Regions from separate parts of the Homo sapiens genome. Here region 2 is linked to region 1. Evidence: read pairs that join two places in POLR2A ChIA-PET (ENCODE). Cell type or tissue: OCI-LY7. All regions are shown on one strand.

Region 1 (5,000 bases):
TTATTGTAAGAATACAGTATAAAACACATACATAAAATGTGTGTTAATTGGTTGTTTATCTTATTGGTAAGTCTTCTAGTCAACAGTAGATGATTATTAGGTAAGTTTTTTTTGAAGAGTCAAAAGTTACATGTGGGCCGGGTGTGGTGGCTGACTCCTGAAATCCTAGCACTTTGGGAGACCGAGGCGGGAGGCTCACTTGAGACCAGGAATTCAAGACCAGCCTGGACAACACAGCAAGATTCTGTCTCTGCAAAAAATTTAAAAAATTAGCCAGGTGTAGTTGCATGTGCTTGTAGTCCTAACTGTTTGGGAGGCTGAGGTGGGAGGATGGCTTAAGCCCAGGAGGTTAAGGCTGCAATGAGCTATGATTGTGCCACTGCACTCCAGCCTGTGTGACAGAGCTAGATCCTGTCTCAAAAGAAAAAAAAAAAAGTTACATGTGGATTTTCTACTGCACACAGGGTGGGGAGTGGGGGTAGGGGGTGGGGGGCTTGGCACCTCTAATCCCTGTGTTGTTCAAGGTCAACTGTATATATCTATATGTGCCATTAAACCTTGTTAAGTATACTTAGGTCAAAATGTTTAAACTGCTTCCACCAGCTTTTTGCATTCATCTTCATACATAAAAGAAAATAAAACTTTTATTTGTCATATTGATAGTTGTCATGCTTTCTTTTTATTTTATTTTACTTTTATTTTTTATTTTATTTTATTATTTTTTTTTTGAGAGGGAGTCTCGTTCTGTTGCCCAGGTTGGAGTGCAGTGATGCGATCTCAGCTCACTGCCAGCTCCGCCTCCAGGGTTCATGCCATTCTCCTGCCTCAGCCTCCCGAGTAGCTGGGACTACAGGCACCTGCCACCATGCCCGGCTAATTTTTTTGTATTTTTAATAGAGACAGGGTTTCACCGTGTTAGCCAGGATGGTCTCAATCTCCTGACCTCGTGATCCGCCTGCCTCAGACTCCCAAAGTGCTGGGATTACAGGCGTGAGCCACCACCGCGCCCGGCTGCTTTCCTCTTATTAATGAGAAGAGTCCAAGGTTCCCCCAGTGGTAAAACACAGGGGTTGGGTTTTGTGCCTGCTGAGGACCCATCCACTTCCAGCATTCCATGAATTTGCCTTTGATTCTCTGTCAGTTTTGCCGGAAAGATCTCCGAGAGTTGGTAACACTGGAAAAGTTTTTTTGCCCATTTTAACTTTTTTAGAGTTCATTTCTATCAAAAACTAGTAAGGCCCTATTGTCAGAGCTATGTCTTAAAGGTATTTCCAAACTTGTTTCTTATTCTTCACTTGACAAGTGCTGTCACAGGGCTCCATCACTCCTAGAGTAACAGCTACCAATAAACAGAAAATTATTTCCAACCAGCTAACATGCTGTTTACTTTCCAGAAAAATTGCACTTTCCAATCTGACAGTTGATCAAGGGGTATCCCGCTGCTGTCAGCAGGAAGAAATGTTTAAACACAGAGATGGGAGTTTAAACATTTTCTCATTATCACAGAATAAGGGGAAAAAACACAAATAAATAAATAAGTAAAAATGGCATCCAGACTCTGTAACCCCCTGCTGGGAGCGTAATGAAGCTGGGTCATGTGACCTGAAGGAGTGGGCTTTTATCTCTGGCCCCAGTATCGTTACTCAAGTGACACCTGTCACATGACCCAACTTCGGTCTTTTATCTGCCTTCCCCAGGCACTCTTTTGGGGAACTGTCTTTTCCAGAGATGCGTGGCCCATTGCAGCCATTGTAGTGGGCGCTGTTCGTGTGATTAGCCTGGCCTTTTGTGTTTCCTGCCTCGAATCCGCTAGATCTTTCTCTAAACATTGAAACATAAAAAAATTACAAAATACCTACAAAACTGAAACAAAAACCAAAAAGATCTCAAAGCGGAAAAAATCAGTGCCATTATTTTATTCATACAAGTTTTCAGGAATTGGAATTGGTCTGCAGAGAAAAATATCTATATTTTAAAATTCTGATCCTCATTTTTTAATCTGTTCTTCAGAGTAGGAGGTTAGTGAAACCCAGGGTTCCTGCAGCTCTAGCCAGGCTTACCAAATGGAGCCACAGTCACAAACAGAACCAGAATCAGGTGTTGTCGACTTTCCCTCCCAACGTCATCCCCAAACCCAAACTCACTGTTAAATCTAAGTTGGTTCCATATTGTCCTCCTGCCTTCCCTTCCAGGTCAAACCCCATGGGTATTAGCATATTTAATTCCCCTGTTCCTTTTTTTTCATTTACTATCACCACCACCACCTAATTTTTATAGTGCTTACTATATGCCAGGCACTGTTTAAAATATTTTATTACTTATTATTTTTTGAGATGGAGTCTTGCTCTGTCACCCAGGCTGGAGTGCAATGGTGTGATGTTGGCTCACTGCAACCTCCACTTCCTGGGTTCAAGCGATTTTTGTGCCTTAGCCTCCCGAGTAGCTGGGATTACAGGTGTGTGCCACCACACCTGGCTAATTTTTGTATTTTTAGTAGAGACCAAGTTTCACCATGTTGGCCAGGCTGGTCTCGAACTCCCGACCTCAGGAGATCCTCCTGCCTCGACTTCCCAAAGTGCTGGCTTACAGGCGTGAGCCACAGCGCCCGGCCCAATTTATTTATTTTTTTTTGAGACAGGGTCTTGCTCTATCACATAGGCTAGAGTCCAGTGGCACCACCACAGCTCACAGCAATCTCTGAACTCCTGGGCTCAAGCGATCCTCCCACCTTAGCCTGCCAAGCAGCTGGGATTACAAGCGTGTGCCACCATGCCCAGCTAATTTTTTAATTTCTTGTAGAGATGAGGTCTCACTATGTTGTCCAGGCTAGTCTCAAACTCTTGGCCTCAAGTGATCCTCCCACTTTGGCTTCTCAAGGTGCTGGGATTACAGGCATGAGCCACCGTGCCCAGCTTCTTTAAGATATTTTAAATGTATTAATTCGTTTAATCCTCACCACCAACTCTATGAGTCAGATACTATTATCATTCCTATCTTACAAAGGAGGAAGTGAAAGCAGAGAAGGGAGGTAACTTGCCCCCAAATCACACAGTTAGTAAGTGGCAGAGACAGATTTGAACAAATGCCTGATTGTGTACCACCTGGCTCCTGATTCTGTACACCTGCTCAATGGTTTGATTATGTTTTATCTGTGTACTTTACCTCTTCTCCAGTCTCAGAGGACATGCATCTCTTACCCTCTCCCAGGCAAACATAGACTCTCAATCTCCTTTCCTTCAATCTCTGAATCTTCACTGATTCATTTATTCCACAAGTGTTTCCTAAGCACTGACTATGTGTCATGCACAATTCTAGGTGCTTGGGATATATCAGTAACAGAACATATCAAAATCATTTTTCCTGTGGGGCTTGATTTCTACTGTGGGAGATAGAAAACATAACAAATGTAATACACTGGTACATCATATATGAAAAAACAAAGCCAAAACAGAACAGGACAAGGGAGAAAAAGTGTGCTGGGTTGCAGTTGAAACATGGTAGAGTTCATTCATTCAAAAGACATTTACTGAGACTCTGCTACATGCAAGACAGTGTTCAAGGTGCTTGAGATACGCTAGTGGATAAAACAGATTCCTAGGCCGGAGGTGGTGGCTCACCCAAAGGCAGGTGGATCACCTGAGGTCAGGAGTTCAAGACCAGCCTGGCCAACATGATGAAACCCCATCTCTACTAAAAATACAAAAATTAGCCGGGCATGGTGGCATCCATCTGTAATCCCACCTACTTAGGAGGCTGAGGCAGGAGAATTACTTGAACCTGGGAGGCGGAGGTTGCAGTGAGCTGAGATCACACCATTGCACTCCAGCCTGTGTGAGAAGAGCAAAACTACATCTCAAAAAAGTATAAATAAAATAAAATAAAACATATTCTTATCTTCATGGAACTTACATTCCAGCTGGGGGGAGAGAGAAACAATAAATATCATAAATTGGTAAATCTATTATGGAGCACGACATCAAGTGATAAGATGCTTTAGAAAAATAGGGCAGGTTAAGGGGGATTGGTGTACAGGAGGCTTCCAAATTAGTGGCCCATTAAATAGGGTGGCCAGGATAGGCTTCACCAACCGGTGACATTTGGACAAAGGCTTGAAGTAGGCAAGGGAGTTGGCTGTGTGGATATTTGGAAGAGGGGTTCTAGGCAGAGGCACGAGCCAGGCAAAAACTCGAGAAGGGATCATGCCTGGTATTTTTGGATTATCTACTGATTCTTCAACTTCTTTCTCTCTTTTTTCTTCAGCTCATAAAAATGTATAATCTCTCCTATGCCAAACAAAACACGAAACCTGTCAGTCCTTCCGTGCTCTAGTGAGTCCTCCATCTTTCCTATCCTTTTATGCAACAATTTCTGAAAGATATTCCCTCATTCTGCTTTCTTACCTGTCACTGTCTCTTTAATCCATCGTGCTCTTCTATGACCACCATGCCATGGAAGCTGCTCCCTTGTAGGTTACCAAGGACAGGTAGCCTCCCAAATCCACGGCCTTTCTTTGTTCACACCTTCCTGGTGGTTTTCTCTGCAGGCTACTCAATCTTGGAACGCTCTTGTTAACTTCTGTCACACAGAATGGTTCTAGTCCCTCCCCTCTCCGCACAACACCTCCCCTTTCCACCAATTTCTAACCACTAATGCTTTGTCTCCTTTGTTGATTCTTCCATCTCCAAGCTCTAAATACTGCTTAAATAAAGCTAATATTGAGCTTTCCCAAGGTACAATTCTTGTGCTTCCTCTCTTCAGATATGTTCTCTTGGGCAGTCACATCCTGGGGACTTCAAGGACCATCAGTGTGTAGATGACACTCACTCACAGCCATCTCCACGTCCTGTTCCCAGGCCGGCGGTTCTAATCATCTTATGCACACCAGTACCTCAAACTCAAGATGTCTAGAAGTGAGCTCATAACCGTCTCTCTCAAAGGAAGTACCCAACTGTGAATGATGTAACAAGCCATCCAGGCCCCCAGATTGGAAACCTTATGCC
Region 2 (5,000 bases), 310 kb before region 1:
TATGCAAGTAACAGTATTTTTTCTGAGGATTGGCTGGCTGATAGTTTGTTTCACAATCTGAGCAGAATAAAATAATTTTTGGTCTCACAAATCAGTTTGACTAACTCAGGTTCTTACTCATTTTACTCATGTGAGAGAAACCAGATTCCATGTGGTGATTTTTTTTTTTTTTTTTTTTTTGAGATGGAGTACTGTTCTGTTTCCCAGGCTGGAGTGCAGTGGCGTGTTCTTGGCTCACTGCAACCTACACCTCCTGGGTTCAAGCAATTCTTCTGCCTCAGCCTCCTGAGTAGCTGGGACTACAGGTGTGTGCCACCATGCCTGGCTAATTTTTGTATTTTTAGTAGAGACGGGGTTTCACTATACTGGCCAGGCTGGTCTTGAACTCCTGACCTTGTGATCCGCCTGCCTTGGTCTCCCAAATTGCTGGGATTACAGGCATGAGCCACTGCGCTCAGCCCCATGTGGTGATTTTTTATGGCAGGAATAAATTTCTCAGTCGCTTATTGTATAAAATTGAATTTTATACAATTAATTATTATCTAATTAACTGCTTTTCTCCTAGGCGACCACCTTCAGTGACACTTCACTTGGGGGGACAGACTTTTTGTTTTGAGTTGCTATTGGGATAAATAAAAGATGCGATAGTTCATCTTTTATTTTGACAATAGAATGGCAAATGAAGGAATGCATTTACTTAGACTTTTACTTATACTGATAATTTTAACACTCAAGACTGATTAACTTTGTTTTACTCGGTTTCTTTTGTAATGGGTATACAGTAACTTTGAGGATGATTACACTGTTTTAAGAAAACCTGTTAAGAATGCTAAAAAGAATATTGTGGTGGAAAAATACAGGTTACAAGGTTTATGTTTCTATTTGCACTATATGTGTAATTAAATAGTTTGGTTCAAGTAAAGCAAATGATTTATACAAAGAGGGATAATTTTTTTCTTTTTTATCTCCTTAGGATAGCAGTGAGATTCACTTCAAAGTGAAAATGACAACACATCTCAAGAAACTCAAAGAATCATACTGTCAAAGACAGGTTCGTCCATTTTGGTATTAAGTACAATGCTTTGTCGTTAATTTTTTTTTTTTTATAGAAGATTGTCAGAAGAAAAATCCTGTTTTATTATTTTCACCATTAGCAACTCAAGGAAAACACTCTATCATTTCTTGTACCCTGCTTAACTGCTTTTTTTGTCTTGTGGCCCATTTTAAAGTTTGAATTCGTAAGATGGGAACTAGTTTGAAAAGTAACTCAGAATTGTAAAAGCGAGCTCAAATGAATGTTTCTGTCTTGATGGCTTACCAGTATATATAGCAAAAAAGGCAAGTAATTTTTTGGTGATTACTATGGATTGTTTTTGTACTTCTAATCATGAGTGTTTAGCCATATGTTAAATTTAAGTAGTAGTATTATTAGTATATTATCTCTCTTTTTTTTTTTTTTTGAGATGGAGTTTGCTCTTGCTGCCCAGGCTGGAGTGCAGTGGCACGATCTCTGCTCACTGCAACCTCCGCCTCCCAAGTTCAAGTGATTCTCCTGCCTCAGCCTCCCGAGTAGCTGGGATTACAGGCATGCACTACCACGCCCAGCTAATTTTGTATTTTTAGTAGAGATGGGGTTTCTCCATGTTGGTCAGGCTGGTCTCGAACTCCCGACCTCAGGTGATCTGCCCACCTCGGCCTCCCAAAGTGCTGGGATTACAGGCGTGAGCCACCAGGCCTGGCCTTATAAAATAGGTTTTGAAAATAAATGTAATTGGAATTAATATGAGACAACCAAGATATAGTTTAAGTGAAATTATGATTTAATAAGCAAGAAATATATGTTTAATCAGTCTTAAATTAAATTATAGGCTGGGTGCAGTGGCTCATGCCTGTAATCCCAGCACTTTGGGAGGCTGAGGCGGGCGGATCACCTGAGGGCAGGAGTTCAAGACCAGCCTGGCCAACATGGCAAAACCTTGTCTCTACTAAAAGTACAAAAATTAGCCAGGCATGGTGGCGCATGCCTGTAATTCCCAGCTAGTCGGGAGGCTGAGGCAGGAGAATCACTTGAATCTGGGAGGCAGAGGTTGCAGTGAGCTGAGATCATGCCACTGCACTTCAGCCTGGGTGACAGAGCAAGACTCCATCTCAAAAAAAAAAAAGAAAAAAGAAAAAAAAGAAAAAAAATTGAATTATATTACATAATATTAACTCAGGTATTGTAAATTTTATTTTCATTTATTTATTTATTTCTTTGAGATGGAGTCTTCACTCTGTCGCCCAGGCTGGAATGCAGTGGTGTGATCTCAGGTCACTGCAACCTGTGACTCCCTGGTTCAAGCGATTCTCCTGCCTCAGTCTCCCGAGTAGCTGGGATTACAGGCATGCACCACCACGCCCGGCTAATTTTTGTATTTTTAGTAGTGGCGGGGTTTCACTATGTTGGTCAGGCTGGTCTCGAACTCCTGACCTTGTGATCCGCCCGCCTTGGCCTCCCAAAGTGCTGGGATTACAGGCATAAGCCACCGTGCCCGGCCTGTAGATTTCATTTTTAGAAGGTTTGCTTTTAACAGTTTAAATTTGTAACTCACATTAAAAAAAACTTATTATAAGAAAGAGAAACTAGGTGTTAGGATAAGTAAAACAATAAGCATTTTTGTCTCTTCTGTTTTTGTAGATTTTAATTGTTTAACTTAATAAAATCACATTAATTGGGGTTCAACTACTTCACATTTGTAATAACTTTGGGTGTTAAAATTGAGATGAAATTCATCAGGGGAAAGAAACATTTATTGAAATCTCAATTATGTGTACTGTGCCATAGGTATTTAAGATACATTATTGGCCAGGCACAGTGGCTCACGCCTCTAATCCCAGCACTTTGGGAGGCTGAGGCAGGCGGATCATGAGGTCAGGAGTTCGAGACCAGCCTGACCAACATGGTGAAACCCCTGTCTCTACTAAAAATACAAAAATTAGCTAGGCATGGTGGTGCACGCCTGTAATCCCAGCTACTCGGGAGGCAGAGGCAGAAGAATCGTTTGAACCCAGGAGGCGGAGGTTGCAATGAGCCGAGATCACGCCATTGCACTCCAGCCTGGGTGGCAGAGTGGGACACTGTCTCAAAAAAAAAAAAAAAAAAAGATTCATCGTCATTTAATTTTCATAACTCTGAAGAAAATTCATATAGTCTCTACGCCCCCCATCTGTAGGCCAGGGAATTGATTTTTTTTTTTTTTTTTTTTTTGAGACAGAGTCTCACTCTGTCGCCTAGGCTGGAGTGCAGTGGTGCCGTCTTAGCTCACTGCAACCTCCACCTCCTGGACTCAAGTGATTCCCAATGCCTCAGTCTCCCGAGTAGCTGGGATTACAGGCACCTGCCACCAGGCCTGGCTAATTTTTGTATTTTTTTTTGTATTTGTATTTGTATTTTTTTTTTTAGACAGGGTGTTCCTCTGTTGCCCAGGTTGGAGTGCAGTGACACGACCTTGGCTCACTGCAACCTCCACCTCCCGGGTTCAAGTGATTCTCCTGTCTCAGCCTCCCGAGTAGCTGGGATTACAGGCGCGTGCCACCTCGCCAGGCTAATTTTTGTATTTTTGGTAGAGATGGGGTTTCACCATGTTGGCCAGGCTGGTCTTGAACTCCTGACCTCTAGTGACCCACCCGCCTCGGCCTCCCAAAGTGCTGGGGTTACAGGCTGAATCACTGCGCCTGCCCCGTAATTTTTGTATTTTTAGTAGAGATGGAGTTTCATTATGTTGGCCAGGCTGGTCTCAAACTCCTGACCTCAAGTGAGCCGTCTCTCCCCTTTCAGCTGTTTTTGTTGAAGAGTGATTAGAAAAATGTATACTAATATATTTTGTAATATTTATGGTGCTATCTGTGCCATCCAGGTTTATGGTAGATGAGCTAGCTAGCCATTTGCGCTTTACCAGATTTTATGATAATGTTGGCCAGGCTGGTCTCAAACTCCTGACCTCAAGTGAGCCGTCTCCCCTTTCAGCTATTTTTGTTGAAGAGTGATTAGAAAAATGTATACTAATATATTTTGTAATATTGCGCTATCTATGCCATCCAGGTTTATGGTAGATTAGCTAGCTAGCCATTTGTGCTTTACCAAATTTTATGATGTAATCTGTTTAAAACCAATTTCGCCAGTATAGTTGGAAGCTAGTGAGGGTGCACGTCCAGTTTCTGATCTGATCTTTTATTCTAGCTTACAGATTTAGGGCAAAGTGAATCGAGTAGTGGTCAAGAGCATAGGCTTAGAAACAGGTTTGGGCTTAAATTCTTGGCTAGCTCCAAGCCTTAGGTTCCCTAGCTGTAACATGAAGATAAGGTGGTAATACCTACCTTCCAGGGTTGTTGTGTTTAACACTTATGATTATGTATGTAAAGAATTGGTACAGGGAGGGCCTTGCAAATAGTTGCTACTCAGTACAGTATATAGTATTTATGATTGAATTAGCTTGTCTAATTTTATTTTCTATGTAGTGTTCTAAGGCTTTCATGCTTGCTTTTTGTGCATCAAAGTTACCATTATGTTTTCTAATATTTGTGTGTGTATGTATGCATTATTATTATCTTTACCTTTTTAGGGTGTTCCAATGAATTCACTCAGGTTTCTCTTTGAGGGTCAGAGAATTGCTGATAATCATACTCCAAAAGAAGTGAGTATACTTTTCTCCTGAGTCAAGAAAAAATTTAAATTCTCCTTTGAGCAGTTTGGTTCACTGGTGTTAAAACTGCCCTTTTCTTGAATATTCTCTGATTTAAATGGCATATCATTTGTTGGAGAGAAGAAATAATGTTTTGGGTTGAACTTCCCCTATAGTGCCTTTAAAAGTGCCAATAAAAAGGGTGGTAGAAACAAAATGAGTACTGAAATTGTCATAGGTCACATGCTACATCCTTTTTGAAGATAGACAAATGTTCCTCAAATTTGGTAAATTTCTGGTATACTTTCATGGTGATGGTAACATTAATGGCTGGATTTT

The links. Peaks named below come from ENCODE experiments on the same cell type or tissue, not always from the same donor. Only the 100,000 strongest peaks of a DNase experiment are listed, where the experiment ranks them.
Region 2: POLR2A ChIA-PET joins it to region 1 with 6 read pairs; 3 of 35 experiments call an interaction of 5 or more read pairs at or near these places.

What each region holds. Positions count from the first base shown.
Region 1 is chr2:201,898,638-201,903,637 of GRCh38, reverse strand. No RefSeq gene overlaps it. Among named protein-coding and RNA genes, the nearest start is that of CDK15, 95 kb to the right of the region's middle. RefSeq lists an enhancer at 1,175-1,898. In OCI-LY7, no CTCF peak of the experiment used is centred here; a DNase peak (open chromatin) is centred at 3,047; H3K27ac peaks cover 696 bases.
Region 2 is chr2:202,210,408-202,215,407 of GRCh38, reverse strand. It overlaps SUMO1 (small ubiquitin like modifier 1), which reads left to right. Exons shown (of 5, transcript NM_003352.8): 3 at 974-1,051; 4 at 4,602-4,673. Among named protein-coding and RNA genes, the nearest start is that of SUMO1, 26 kb to the left of the region's middle. In OCI-LY7, CTCF peaks have their summits at 2,955 and 3,181; no DNase peak of the experiment used is centred here.